2 separate regions of the Homo sapiens genome follow, and region 1 is linked to region 2. A link is a loop called in an ENCODE intact Hi-C map of the cell type or tissue named here. Cell type or tissue: GM12878. All regions are shown on one strand.

Region 1 (8,000 bases), 74 kb after region 2:
AGAATTATGATGTAGTACAGTAATATTCTTCACGCCCAAACTGATAAAAGTATAAAAATAGCAGTAAAGGCCTGGCGTGGTGGCTCACGCCTGTAATCCTGGCACTTTGGGAGGCCAAGGTGGGTGGATCATTTGAGGTCAGGAGTTCGAGACCAGCCTGGCCAACATGATGAAACCCTGTCTCTACTAAAAACGGAAAAAAATCAGCCAGGCGTGGTGGCGTATCCCTGTAGTCCCAGCTACTCGAGAAGCTGAGGCAGGAGAATTGCTTCTCCCACCCGGGAGGCGGAGGTTGAAGTGAGCTGAGACTGCGCCACTGCACTCCAGCCTGGGCAACAGAGCGAGACTCTATCTCAAAAAAAAAAAAAAGAAAAAATAGCAGTCAGCACTTCTTTTCATGACAATTCTGCATTAAGACAAAATGCCACGCTGCTAGAGTTATACATTGGCAAACGCTCTTTAAAAAGTCATTTTACATGTCTGTTTCAAGTCAGGTCAGTAATTCATTTGGAATAAAGTGAGGAGCACTTTAACAATATGTAGAGCAGGTCTATCAGGCAGTGTTTAACACATGGCAATTTGAATCAAATATTCATTTTTCAATGGAATAAGTATGTCAACATAGATAATAGGGTAATAATAGCAGTATGAATAATCAGTAGTTTCTACTTCACTCAAATTTTAATTTTGTATTTAAAATACAAAACCTGGGTGGCTCACACCTGTAATCCCAGCACTTTGGGAAGCCGAGGCGGGTGGATCATCTGAGGTCAGGAGTTCAAGACCAGCCTGGCCAACATGGTGAAACCCTGTCTACTAAAAATATAAAAAGTAGCCAGGCGTGGTGGCAGGCACCCATAATCCCAGCAACTTGGGAGGGTGAGGCAGGAGAATCACTTGAACCCAGGAGGCAGAGCTTGCAGTGAGCCGAGATCCCGCCACTGTACTCTAGCCTGGGTGACAGAGCAAGACTCCATCTCAAAAAAAAAAAACTAAACTTGGCATTTTTAAGTTTTATAATCAACCATTCATTCTCATTCTAAGAACACTGCCCTAAAACTTACATGGAAAGGATAATTTTGAATAATTTCTTCAAATTTTCTCACCAGCCTGAAACTTATTTTGGTCTCTAAATACAACAACTTTCACTGCATATTACTCATGTTAAACTAGTTTATGGAAAAACAAAAGTTAAAGCTATATCCTCCATTTGTATGCCTCATATTGTACTAAATAGCCACATTTTATTCAGTCTTTGATAACCCTAGTCCTTGGCAGATAAGCAAGTAAAATCAATAACCTATAGTAGTTAGACATTTGGTTTTATCATTATATTGTGCTTAAGGGCCTCTCTGTAACATAGCCACAGACCAACTTACTTACAAATACATCCCCTTAAAAACATGGAAAGTCAGATGCAAGTTTACTTTAATTCATCTACCAGTACTGCTGAAAAACTAAATCCTCATATTTGTAGTTAACAGTGTCACCTATAACTCAAAGAATAGCACTGTGAAATAAGCTATAGCTTTTTTAAGTATTTTGTAACCTTTACTCCTTATCATCACAAAACACATGAAAGGAGATATATATATATGTGTGTGTGTGATATATATATATATATATATATATATATATATCACACACTCCTTCCCTCCCCTCTTTCCTGAAATTATTAGCTTTTTTTTTTTTTTTTTAACAATCTATCCCTCCTTCTTGGAATTACTAGTTTTAAACTGTTCTTTAATAACTCTAATGAATTTTGAAAAATTCCTGCCCCAAATCCCTCTCAATATTGCCTCTGCATCATTCTTCCTTTCTTTTCTTCTACTGCAAAAATAATTAAACAAATGCTTTTTTTTTTTTTTTTTTTTAAAGACGAAGTCTCTTTCGCTCTGTCTTCCAGGCTGGAGTACAGTGGCACCATCTCAGCTCACTGCAAGCTCTGCCTCCTGGGTTCACGCCATATATATATATATACATATACATACACACATACACACACACATATATATATACTTTAAGTGGGGGTGGGAGGAGGGTGAGGGATGAGAAATTACCTGATGAGTACAATGTACACTATTCAGGTGATGGTTACACTAAAAAGCCAGACCACTGCTATGCTATATATCCAAAACTGTACCCCCTAAATCTATAAAAATTAAAAAATAAAATAGTTTAAGATGAAGAAATGCCTATTTTTCCAGAAGGCTCCTTGAAACTGTTGCATTTAAATTATCTTAAATGTTTCATTACCTCTCATCTTTTAAATAGTTCATGATAAGTTTTTGGTTTTTTTTTTTTTTAGTTTTTTTGAGACAGAGTTTCACTCTTGTTGCCCAGGCTGGAGTGCAATGACGCGATCTCGGCTCAATGCAACCTCCGCCTCCCAGATTCAAGCGATTCTCCTGCGTCAGCCTCCCAAGTAGCTGGGATTACAGGCATGAGCCACCACGCCCGGCTAATTTTGTATTTTTAGTACAGACGGGGTTTCACCGTGTTGGTTAGGCTGGTCTCGAATTCCTGACCTCAAGTGATCCACCTGCCTCCCAAAGTGCTGGAATTACAGGAATGTGCCACCGTGCCCAGCCTATAAACAAGTTTTTTTGTTTATTTTTCATTTCATTATTTTCATTCAGAGTTCTTTATGTCACTTGTCCCAAACTGCACTACACATTCCTGTCAAAGGCCAACACTCAATAGTTCACACACCAAAGTGATGCCAACAGTTAACAAACTCCAACTAATAACATCACACTTACCCACACACATCACTCACTGTCCTCTTACCCTGCTTTACTTGTTTTTTGCACATAACCCTTACATTTGACAGTTTGCATTCTGTCAATCTCTCCAAAATATAAGCTCCATAAGGGAGAGGAGTGTTTTATTTGCTGCTGTATCCCCAGCATCTCGCACAGTAGACTTAACAGACAGAAATAAATGAACCATTAAACGTCTACACATGGAGCCCTTTGCTTTTCAGAAGCCTATTTTTGTGTAAGCCTGAAAATGCAAGAATAACTGCAGAAGTCCCTTTTAATACTCTAAATGAATCTTTGTGAAATCTTATTCTTGGTTCACAAATACATAAGATTCTTGGCTTGATTAACATAATATTTTGCTAACATTTCAACATCAGGCCTCGGAACAAAAGCTTCCTTGTTCTCCGAAGGAAAAATAACAAAGTTGAGAAGAGAGAACTTGTCGAGTGAGAAATGCAGTACCTGTTGCCTTGACAATTTGTTTTTCTTCTTCAAGCAGCTACATGCTCCTATCTGTAGTCTGAAATTGTAACTAGAAACTACAAATTTATTTCATCTGTTCCTAAACTTTTGAAAATATACAAAAAAGACTAATTTTGCTATGTTCTCATCAACATTCTATTGCTACTATCCTGCCATATCACATAGAATGCTATATATTTGTTCTACATCAACACATTAAGGCTGCTTCTAACTGAATGTTTTGAATAATACCGGACCTTCAACAATAACATGGTTATTGACACAAAGGAACAAGAGAGCATGTAAGGAAAACATTTTAAAAGACTGAGCTATTTCTTCAAAACGTTGCCATAATTAACTGAGGTCTTCAAAAGCATAAAGGTATAAACCAGCTGTACAATTTTTACATTCAGACGATATATAATACTTTGCACCTTTAGTAATGACTCCTGAATACTCCTTTAAAAAAAAAAAATACATAGGGCAAGGTGCAGTGGCTCACACCTATAATCCCACCACTCTGGGAGGCCAAGCCAGGCGGATCCCTTGAGCCTAGGAGTTCGAGACCAGCCTAAGCAACATGGCAAAACCCCCATCTCTATAAAAACATGCAAAAATTAGACAGGCATGGTGACGGGTGCCTGTAGACCCAGCTACTCGGGAGGCTGAGGTAGGAAGATTGCTTGAGCCGGGAAGGCAGAGATTGCGTGAGCCAAGATCGCACCACTGCACACTCCAGCCTGGACAACAGACAAAGACCCTGTCTCCAAAAAAAAAAAAAAGGAAAAAAAAAAAAAAGCAGGTAAAAAACTGCTTTATTTCAGGAAAGAACTCATTCTCTTACCAATGAACTCCTGCTCACCATTCAACTTTGGTTTAGCTCTTATTTTTCCTGTTACAAAATAATTTAAAAAGATAAAATCGGAAAGGCATAAATAACCACAGACCACAGTATTTCTACCTTTTAATATATAAATTCATACTTAAGGTTTAGTCCACCTATTTGGTTAAAATTCAGAGATATGCATGAGTTCGATGCCTTAATAATGCTAACATAATAACAGCTGACATTTATTGAGTACTTACTATTTTTCATGTATGATTCTAAGCAGCATAGTACATATTTTAACTCACTGACTTTTCAGAACAACCCTATATGTTAGGTACTATTATCCTCATTTTACGAAGAAGTAAACAGGAAAGAGAAGTTAGATAATTTGAAGTCACAGAATTATACTGTGGTTAAGAGTACGGATTCTGGAGCCACACTGCCTGCGTTCAAAACCTGGCTCTAACACCAACTAGCTCTACGACTAAGCAAATTATAAGCACTACAGTTTCTTCCATTGCAAAACAGGTAGAGTTGGAACAAGGATGTAAGGTGCTAAGAACAGTGGCTGAGACATGGAAATTGGTCAATATAAACTGTTTATAATGCTTGAGTGCAAGATGTTTGAATACTTGAAGCCTTAGCACAATACAGTACTTGATGTTTGCAGGAATGAGTAATAGGCTTCTACTTTTGGAGTCAAAACCTCATAGCGTCCATTACGTATCAGAGGCTGTAACAATTTCACACATTTATCACGTCAATTAAAGTATCCTAAATATAAGGACAACTATAGCTATAGGTTTGTTTCCTTTCTTCCTGGAAGCTCTCAGACCTAGAGAGAATTAATTCAAGATTTATTTCACCAAACCTACTTCAAAAGTAAACGAGTAATTCAAGGCTTAAAAAAATGGCATTTACTGGCTGGGTGCGGTGGCTCATGCCTGTAATCCCAGCACTTTGGGAGGCCGAGGCGGGCGGATCACAAGGTACAGAGATCGAGACCATCCTGGCTAACACAGTGAAACCCCGTCTCTACTAAAAATACAAAAAAATAGCCAGGCGTGGTGGCACATGCCTGTAATCCCAGCACTAGGGAGGCTGAGGCAGAGGAACAGCTTGAACCCGGGAGATGGAGGCTGCAGTGAGCTGACATGGAGCCACTGCACTCCAGCCTGGGTGACAGAGCAAGACTCCGTCTCAAAAAAAAAAAAAAAAAGGCATTTACTGACCAGATTTGTGAAAGATTCTAATGTTAGGCCAGGGGCGGTGGTTCACGCCTATAATCCCAGCACTCTGGGAGGCTGAGGTGGGCGGATCACCTGAGGTCAGGAGTTCAAGACCAGCCTGGCCAACAGGGCAAAACCTGTCTCTACTAAAAATACAAAAATTAGCTAGGCATGGTGGCGCATACCTGTAATCCCAGCTACTAGGGAGGCTGAGGCAGGAGAATCGCTTAAACCCAGCAGGCGGAAGTTGCAGTACGCTGAGAGCGCACCTCTACACTCCAGCTTGGGCAACACAGAGAGACTCCACCTTAAAAAAATAAAAAAGGCCAGTTGCAGTGGCTCACATCTGTAATCCCAGCACTTTGGGAGGCTGAGGCGGGTAGATTACAAGGTCAGGAGTTCAAGACCAGCTTGGCCAAAATGAAGAAACTCCATCTCTACTAAAAATAAAATAAAATAAAAAATTAGCCAGGTGTAGTGGTGGGCGCCTGTAATCCCAGCTACTCGGGAGATTAAGGCAGAGAATTGCTTGAACCCGGGAGGCAGAGGTTGCAGTGAGCTGAGACTGCACCAATGCACTTCAGCCTGGGGGGCAGAGTGAGAATCCATCTTAAAAAAAAAAAAAAAAAAAAACTTTTAATGTTTACTCTCCAAGCCACAGCTTGGTCTTATTTACACAGCATGATACTGTTAAATGCTTATTAAAATAACTTAAAATTCTTATAATTTTGATACAGAATGTTTGAGCTATTTCAATCTACACACTATTATTCTAGCTGGTTTACTTAGCAGCTCTCAAACAAACTAGATAGAGATACACAAATGCCTAACTAGATTCTAATATGACTGCTATAAAAAGTGTGCAAAATATTTTTCAAGGATAGTCAAATACATGTACTACTCATCTTTAAAGGCAAATGAGACAAAATAATGTAGAAGAGCAGAAATCTGTAAAATATTTACACTAAAATGAATTCAAAAATTTCATTTTCTACAATATTCTGACCCAAAATCAGAGCATAACAAAAGCATGTCCTGTCCTTATGAATTTATAGAGCATAATTTTATGACAAACATAATGGTAGAAAAAGAATATGTAACACAAATACTAGCTGATCATATTAAAGATAAAATAGGGCGGACGCGGTGGCTCACGCCTGTAATCCCAATGCTTTGGGAGGCCGAGGCAGGTGGATCACGAGGTCAGGAGTTCGAGACCAGCCTGGCCAACATAGCGAAACCCCCATCTCCACTAAAAATACAAAAAAATTAGCCAGGCATGGTGGCGGGCGCCTGTAATCCCAGCTACTCGGGAGGCTGAGCCAGACGAATCACTTGAACCCAGGAGGTGGAAGTTGCAGTAAGCAGAGATCACGCCATTGCACTCCAGCCCAGGCGACAGTGCAAAAATCAAAAATGAATAAATAAATAAAAAATAAAGATAAACTAAGCAGAAAAAAATACGCACTGTCAATAAACCTAAATGTGAAAAAGCAAAACCATACAATTTACAGAAGAATATAGAGATGAACAGCCTTACGGATCAAAGGTAGGGAAGACTTTCTTGCATAAAAGACAAAAAATGCAAAACATTTTGGGATTCACTTTCCCCATCTGTCAAATGAAGGCATTGAACGTGGAAGACTCTCAAGTTCCCTTCCAGATGTAGAAACAGATTTATGGGTCCAGATTCTGTAGAGGTCACAGTGTTTTTTACAATTTTTTACGATCAGTTGCCCACATTTATAAATCAGAAAATTCTGTATAACATACGAATTTGGGCTGGGCGCAGTGGCTTATGCCTATAATCCCAGCACTTCGGGAGGCTGAGGTGGGCAGGTCACCTGAGGTCAGGAGTTTGAAACCAGCCTGGCCAACATGGTGAAACCCCATCTCTACCGAAAACACAAAAATTAGCCGGGCACAGTGTCACATGCCTGTATTCTCAGCATGCCTGTAGTACTCGGGAGGCAGAGGCAGGAGAATTGCTTGAACCCAGGAGGTAGAGGTTGCAGTGAGCTGAGATCGAGCCAGCCTGGGCAACAAAGTGAGACTCCGTCTCGGAAAAAAAAAAAGAGTGTGGGATGAAAGAGCCTGCTTGTACTATGTGCTTGGAAAGAGAAGACTGAAATCTGATGCCTGAAATTTAACGGCTTAAAAAAAAAAATCAGTAAGCTTGCTGAGTATTAGCATGTTTTCATTACAGATGCCCAGTGGGATATATATTTTTATAGGCTCATTAGTTTAATGGAGTTTCTTTAATGTTTTATTTTAGGTTCATCTTAAAATACTGTGAAATATTTCAAACACACAGAAAATAATATAATGATCATTTGATATGTCTACTACCCACCTTCTTTATCAAATTTTAACAATTAAAATTAAGGGCCGGGCGTGGTAGCTCACGCCTGTAATCGCAGCACTTTGGGAGGCCAAGGCGGACGGATCATGAGGTAAAGAGATTGAGACCATCCTGGCCAACATGGTGAAACCCCATCTCTACTAAAAATACAAAAATTAGCTGGGCGTGGTGGCACACGCCTTTAGTCCTAGCTACTCGGTAGGCTGAGGCAGGAGAATCGCTTGAACCCAGGAAGCGGAGGCTGCAGTGAGCCGAGATCGCACCACTGCACTACAGCCTGGCGACAGAGCGAGACTCCATCTCAAAAAAAAAAACGAAAAAAAAAACAAAGATTAAGACTGTCATAATTTTTT
Region 2 (8,000 bases):
ACTTTTAAAATAATTTATTTTTGGAATTCCTGTTTGGCTTGGGTAATTGCTTTATATGCCTTCTCCAATCAACATATTTGTTCCACTTGTTAGATTAACTGTTTTCTTATCAGCTCTAACAATGTATGCCATCAAAATTGTATTTTGCAGGTTATTATTGTAAACCAACCATAAAAAGACATGTTTGTGACAATTAGGGAAATCTAAATATGAAATGGAGTTAGATATTGAAGAATTGGTCAGGCGTGGTGGCTCATGCCTGTAGTTCCAGCACTTTGAGAAGCCGAGGCGGGCAGATCACTTGAGGTGAAGAGTTCGAGACCAGCCTGACCAACATGGTGAAACCCCCGTCTCTATTAAAAATACAAAAAATTAGCCGGGTGTGGTGGCGCATGCCTGTTGTCCCAGCTAGGAGGCTGAGGTGGGAGAATCGCTTGAACCTGAGAGGCAGAGGTTGCAGTGAACTGAGATCATGCCACTGCACTCCAGCCTGGGTGACAGAGCGAGACTCTGTCTAAAAAAAAAAAATATGCAAATGTGTATATAAAACTAAATCTCTCCTTATCTGCCAAAGGAGCATTGAGTTTGTTACAGGTCAAATAACAGGGATTTCAGGCAATGAGGGGTTCTCTCTCTATTGTGTAAGTCTGAAATTTTCCATAATGAAAAAACTTTTCAGAGTTTACTACTGAAATTCAAGCAGAAAGAAAATGTTGCGGCCAGGTGCGGTGGCTCACGCCTGTAATCCCAGCACTTTGGGAGCCCAAGGCGGGCGGATCACTTGAGGTCAGGAGTTCCAGACCAGCCTGGCCAACACAGTGAAACCCCGTCTCTACTAAAAACACAAAAATTAGTTGGACGTTGTGGCGGGCACCTGTAATCCCAGCTACTCGGGAGGGTGAGGCAGGAGAATCGCTTGAACCCAGGAGGTGGAGGCTGCAGTGAGCCGAGACCGTGCCACTACACTCCAGCCTTGGCGACAGAGTGAGACTGTCTCAAAAAGAAAAAAAAGAAAAGAAAAGAAAATGTTGCTCCTTTAAATAGGTTTCTTCCAAATGAAATATTTAGGTAAGCATCTTTCCATCAGTCTCCAGGAGTGAGTAAGCCATATTAAAAATAACAGCTAAAAAGACCTGCTAGCTTGCTAAATGCCAAATGAGGCAAAAATATCCATCCTATTCTTGTAATCTCATAATAATGCAACTATTATTATTATAGTTCTTCCATCTACTATTAACATCTTTAGCTTTTGGCGCAAACTGATTTTTCATTGCAATTAGTCTACCTATCCAAGTTGGTGCTAATACTTTAATGAGTGTGATTCAACTTTCCCTTTCCAAAAACAATCCTTTAGAATATTTCTGGAAATATATAACAGTAATACTAGTTGCCACGTAGGAAAGGAACTGAGTGGCCTTTAAGAGACAGGGAAGGAAACTGTCATGTACTTCTTGTACCTTTAAAACTTACATTAATGTATATCTATTTTTAAAATTAAACTGAAGTTTTTAAAAAGCAAGCTGGGCTTTCAAAATCCTTTAATAAATATTTGTCAGATTTTAAAACCAGAAGCCTTTTAAGGTCTTTTGAGTCTCATCAGAACAATGCCAAAAGAAAAAAACCATCTTTATTTCTTTTGTTGTCACAAGGGTAATAATAATTTAATGCCAATGCTAACCCTGGCTAACTTTTTTTTTTCTTTTTCTTTTTCTTTTTTTCTGAGTCAGAGTCTCGCTCCATTGCCCAGGCTGGAGTGCAGTGGCCGTGATCTTGACTCACTGCAACCTCTGCCTCCCAGATTCAAGCGATTCTCATGACTCAGCCTCCCAAGTAGCTGGGATTACAGGTGCCCGCCACCACACCTGGTATTTTTAGTTGAGACGGGGGTTTCACCATGTTGGCCAGGCTGGTCTCGAACTCCTGACCTCAAGTGATCCGCCTGCCTCGGGCTCCCAAAGTGCTGCTATTACAGGCTGAGCCACCATGCCCAGCCATGGCTAACATTTTCAAAACTGGCTATATTACCTTCTTCCCCTTAAATCCTGCCTCATCCTCTCCCATCCCCCTAAAAAAAACTTGTTGAAGACTTAAGTGTGGAATTCCTAAATCTATATGATGTACACTGTGGATAAAAAAATAAAGTGCTATATACACTAATAGAGTAAGAGCTGGTGTATCATAAAACCATAAGGCATGGCACCTACTGTTGTAAATTTGTTATAAGTATAACCACTCTCACCTTACCCTCCTCAATGCCCCATGCTCCCACCCCAGTTGCAAGTAAATCTCATTTTAGTACAATCTCCATAAAACAAAAATTATTTCTCAATCCTAACCAAGGCCCCATTTATTTCAAACTGTATTTAATGAAATAAAGTTCCAGTATAGCTAAGTAATTTGGGTAATCTACTGACATTTATTCTTACAGGATTTGGTCCATATAAAATGTTTTCAATTGTTAATTTTTTCAGAAGGACAATTTGCTGGATATGCCTTAAGAGTGGGAGACAAAAAACAAACCTTAATTACTCCCACCCACACTCACCCCTAAATCAGCAATTTCTCCAGCTAGAGAAATTAGGTAACTATAGAGCAATGGAGTGACTATCGAGTAAAACCTATGTCTATGAGACAATTTGGATTTGAAGCACAAATTAATGTACTCATAATTTTCAGTGAAAAACAATACAGGAGAGAAAAAGTCTCAAATCCCCATTTTGACAGCACAAATCCTAGAATAGCAGAAAATAAAAACACTATACTTGCCACATTATATTTATTGGCAGGGCAGAATTTCCCAAGTGTTCAACCGAAGTGACTTTCTAGAAATTCCACCTATGGAAATACTTTAAATTTCCTTTTTCTCAATGAACTCAGAGTACTTCCTAAAAATATGATATATCTTCCCCATTTGCTGACGTGAAGTTATATAGCAAGTACAAACATCAGCTGAAGCCAAAATTTAGGTCTCTTTGAGTCTCCAAAAGCTCTTTGTAAGGCCAGGAGTGGTAACTCACACCTGTAATCCCAGCACTTACACCTGTAATCCCAGCACTTTGGGAGGCCGGGGCGTGTGGATCACTTGAGGTCAGGAGTTTGAGACCACCCTGGCCAATATGGCGAAACCCCGTCTCTACTAAAAACACAAAAATTAGCTGGGCGTGGTGGCTCGCACCTGCAGTCCCAGCTACTTAGGAGGCTGAGGCAGGAGAAATGCTTGAACCCAGGAGGCGGAGGTTGCAGTGATCCAAGACTGCACCACTGCACTCCAGTCTGGGCAACAGAGTGAGACTTCATCTCAAAAAGCAAACAAACAAAAGCTCTTTGTGATAGGGTATATATACTACCACTGCAAAAAGTGAATTTCTAGATTACATAAGCCATCAAAACTTAAGCTTGGGTGTTGAAACATACACTTCTCCCTCCAATTTTTTTCAACTAGTCCAAAATAAACTGCTCTACTCACAAGTGGGAATGGATTTAATAAAGAGAGTCCAAGTTCTACCCTGACAACACTATTTCATCAAGCTCTATTAATCAGTAAGACCTACAAGCTTATGAGAAAATGTCAGTTTTCCCAGATAATCACAAATGATTTTCCCAGATAATCATTTCAGCAACACAAACTCCTTGGTCATTAAATTATCTGCTATATAGTACAACCAAGGTTGGAGACGCAGAATTGCAGCCACACAGAGCATGAATTTAGATGTTTTATTCTAAGTGTCCCTCAGTGATAAACATATTTATTGTGACCTGGTGGCAAAAATTCCTGAAGCTAAGTACTGCCATTCCTTTAAAAATAAAAGTAAAATATAAAAAATAAAATTCCTTTTTTAATCAACCAGGCCCTACAAAGCCAGCCTCAGATATTTATAGGAAACCACATATATCTCCTCAGACTTAGAGCTTTATGCCTCTCCACAGCTGCAAAGGCTCTAATTTCAATTTCTCTCCCACAACTGTGGCAAGTAAATGATGCACAGCTTCAAGCTCAACTCTCACAATTGACTTTCTGTGGTTCCAAAACCCAGGCAATAGCTTCAGAGTAAACATAACTTCACACAATATCTGCTTATTTCTTCTCCCAGAAGGTACTCTGGCCTACCCCTAGTTACTCAATATCGGAAGACAAAGGAAGAAGCTATTTTAAGGGCTAGAGTCCCAAAAGGAGGACTGCTTCAGCCACTAGGACAGCACACAGTGTTCTCAGGTTACATAATTAGACTATAAAGAAAACAACCAACGCTTTGAAAGTTGAAGTTACTGAGAGCATTTAAAGATATTCTTTACTCCATAATCTGCAAGGAAAAAACAGTTCTTCAAAAAATAACTATGTTTTCAGGATGAAAGTTGTGGGCTCTGTTTTGAGTAGATGCTGTTCATACAAGATAGAATACATATTAAAGGACAAAGTCCCTTTGGAATGAGCAGAAAACTTTCTGCAGAGAAGTTTGGAATTCTCATGCACTTTTTACCATTGCCACCAAGACACACTATGTAGTAATTTATAGATTTAGAAAAATAAAGGGCAAACCTCTACAGAGGTTCCAGCCTAGCAGAGTGCTGCTGCCAAAATGAGAACTCACATGAGGCAGATGCAGATGCAGTGTGTGTCACTCCAGTCTTGAAGGAGTTACACTGGCTCTCCTGTTAAAAAACAAAAAGCAACAAAACAAAACAAAAACAAAAACAAAAGCTGGTTTTAAAACTGTTGTGATGGGCTGGAACAGAGAGATACCATTTGGAAATTGGTATTTACAGGAGTTACTACTGCCCTCCAATTTAGAAGCCTCTGACCATCACTAAAATTAGCCTAATTGGCCATAACAAAACAAGGGTATTGAAGATAAGCCTAAGTATTATTGTGTATTATTTACTTTTCTGGCACCCTGAGTCTGGAATACAAGCCAAGTCTGATCCTAAAATGTTAAGTCGAAAGACAAACAGAAAAATAAGTCTATTGGTCTTAGTTTATTTTCTCTAGCACATTTCAGGCTAACACGATAGAAACTGAATACAGCTGGCAAATGGTGTTTAAAATTAAACTATGGGTAGTGAAACAGACTGAATAAAGGATACAAATACCAGAGTGGCCTCATCTTGCTTCCAAGTACCCATTTTAGCTGAGTCTACCTATACCTAACTACTAGGTTAGTCATTATCAAGATTCTAGTCATCATTATCAAGATGACTAGAATCAACTGCACACTGCTAAAAATCTAACCAGATATCTAAATTTGGAATGGAAGGAAATTTTTAAATTTTGATTGTCAGTGGAAATCTGCCCTTAGTAAGCCAATTTATACTCTATAAAGTTAAAAGAAACTACCTAGTCTAGTAAAATAACTGAGTTGAAGATACATAATCCATTAAATATACTGACACTTTAAAGATATGCATTATGTTTAACTTTATAGGGAGTCATTTTCCCTAGAGACATTTAGGTTTTTGAAAACATGTCACTGGGCTCCTCCAATTCTTGGATTTTTGGGGTACTCAACCGAAGAGCAGAAATGACCAGATGCAATGTCTAAAAGTCCTAAAAGCATTACAACACTACCAACAGTCACAATGAAAACCAAAAATGCAACCCAACCACCCAAGAATAGTCATTTGCTTTTATGTTATAAGAATGATCAACATCAACATGCTCATCTATTTAGCTGTAGGCTACATGATGTTGGTTCTCTAAGCCTCTAACTAGAAAAGGTGATAACGCACATTTTTCTCTGAGAAAATTTTAAGTGAGATCTTTCCAATTATCATATAAACAAATGCCCAAGGACTTTTTTCCATTTTCCAAAACTATATGAAAATCCTCCTAACACATTAAATAGACACAGGCAAAAATCCTATCTCTAACCTAAGAGATCACAAATGACCTAAAAAAGATATTTTCATATCTTTCTAAATTTTCAAAGCAAATTTCCTAAAATGGCCTCAATTTTAATTTACTTAAAACAGCTAGATATCATAGCAATACTTTTAGTAATACAAAGTAAAACACATTCCCAAATAACTAGATGTGTAAATAAGTAAAGTGGAGTTTGAGCAACTGCCAATTTCAGTTTATTGCAAGCAAATGCAAAATTAAATGGTAATTAAGAGTTATTTGTTTAAAAAATACTAAGAATATTAGAAGAATATTTTTAAATAAAATGAAAAAAATACCTACTTCAAAAATATTCCATCTGAGAATCTGAACACTTACAAATATCTTGTATTTTCAGTACTGTTTTCAATTTAAGACAGAAAAATTGAAAATTATTGAAATAACTTTTAAAAATCGTCTTTAACCAAAGGAGCTGCTTGTAATACAAAAACAGAAATAGCTAATATTTTTTTTTTCAAAAATAAAAACAGATCACAGCACTCAAATGCCTATACTAAAGTTAGAAGAATTTAACAAACATTTGGATACCTACAGTGTACCAGGTACTAGAAGCTGAGAAGAAGAAACAAAATAATGTATGATCCTGGGCCGTGAAAGAGCTTATAGCTCATGGCATATTAGAGGGGATATACATTTAGATATTTATAATAAGTTTTAGGAGATCAATAACTAAGACTAATCAAATGACTAAGAAAGTATAGAGAGACAAAAAGAGGACCAATCAATCCAGCCCAGGAAGTCTTCTTAAAACCTATGCATGATTTATGTCTGACTTATTCAGGCTTATACAGATAACTCATTTTTATAACCAATTTCTCAAGGTACTATAAAGTTTACCTGACAACTCTCTGAAATTCAGATTCAACTAATACATTACAAACATCTATGTCAAGACTAGGCAAGTGAATTAATGTGTGAAGTGGGATACATGAGGGTGCACATCTTGTCTAGAGGAGGAAGTGGCTACTCAAGTGTAGCTGACTTCCCTGAGGGAATGGGAGCCAAATGTTCCCAATTGCGTGATAACAGCCAACCTAGACTTTTACCTGTAGTCTCTCAACTGTATAACACTGACCCAATTAGGCCGGCTTGGTGGCTCACGCCTGTAATCCCAGCACTTTGGGAGGCCAAGGTGGGCGGATCACGAGGTAAGGAGTTCGAGACCAGCCTGGCCAATATGGTGAAACCCTGTCTCTACTAAAAAATACAACAACAAAAAAAATTAGCCGAGTGTGGTGGCGCACACCTGTCGTGGTGGCACGTGCCTGTATCACTGGTACCAGGGAGGCGGAGGTTGCAGTGAGCTGAGATCACGCCACTGCACTCCAGCCTGGGTGACAGAGCGAGACTCTGTCTCAAAAATAAATAAATAAATAAAAAATAAAAATAAAAATACTGACCCAATTAAATAAACAAAAACTCTTTCAGCCAAACTATGGTCTGTGGTCTAAGTTGGGTCCATGGGCCAACAGTGTGCACCTCTAGCCTATACTTTAGGTCATATACTTCCACATACATTATCTATCCCATTTAATTGAAGTGTTTGACTACCTTCTTCAAAGAGTCTTAAGGAAATAAATAGAATTTAGGTACTTAATGAATTGGAAATCTAGATGGAAATACATTCATTCTTTAATAACATAAAGTATTCTGGGTAATACTGTCAGTCTATTCATCCCAAGAAAAAACGGAGGAAGTGGATTAAAAACAGAAAATAAAAGAACCTCTATGTGGTAACTTGATGTGGACCCCTATAATCGTCTGAATCTGATTTCTTCACTAGATTATCAAAACCGAACAAATGTTCCCAGTGACAGAATCACAACATCCTCATGATCTGCTTAGGTAACCAACTACAGTATTAGTGTCTTATTCATAAGGTTTAACCTAAATCTTTGCTATACAACTTAATTCCATTATCATTTGTCCTTTCCTCATTGGCCATTATCTGCATGATAAAACAAACATCCAGAGAATGTGTAAGCAGAAAGGAGATAATGAATCAAAGGTAGCTATTATGTTAGAAGTATGCTGAAAACAAGTTTAGTCATGTTGAAAATAGCCTTTGGCTGGGCGCGGTGGCTCACGCCTATAACCCCAGCAC

The links. A loop is a pair of places that touch in the nucleus more often than their neighbours do. Peaks named below come from ENCODE experiments on the same cell type or tissue, not always from the same donor. Only the 100,000 strongest peaks of a DNase experiment are listed, where the experiment ranks them.
Region 1: it touches region 2 in a loop (4-fold over the local background); 17 of 110 quality-filtered maps call a loop at or near these places.

What each region holds. Positions count from the first base shown.
Region 1 is chr10:103,181,655-103,189,654 of GRCh38, forward strand. All of the region lies in intron 1 of NT5C2 (5'-nucleotidase, cytosolic II), which reads right to left. Among named protein-coding and RNA genes, the nearest start is that of NT5C2, 7.6 kb to the right of the region's middle. RefSeq lists enhancers at 4,754-5,255, 5,256-5,755. In GM12878, no CTCF peak of the experiment used is centred here; no DNase peak of the experiment used is centred here; H3K4me3 peaks cover 1,413 bases; H3K27ac peaks cover 1,748 bases.
Region 2 is chr10:103,107,156-103,115,155 of GRCh38, forward strand. The region is part of intron 4 of NT5C2 (5'-nucleotidase, cytosolic II); the gene reads right to left. Among named protein-coding and RNA genes, the nearest start is that of NT5C2, 82 kb to the right of the region's middle. In GM12878, no CTCF peak of the experiment used is centred here; DNase peaks (open chromatin) are centred at 4,046, 5,087 and 5,561; H3K4me3 peaks cover 1,912 bases; H3K27ac peaks cover 2,980 bases.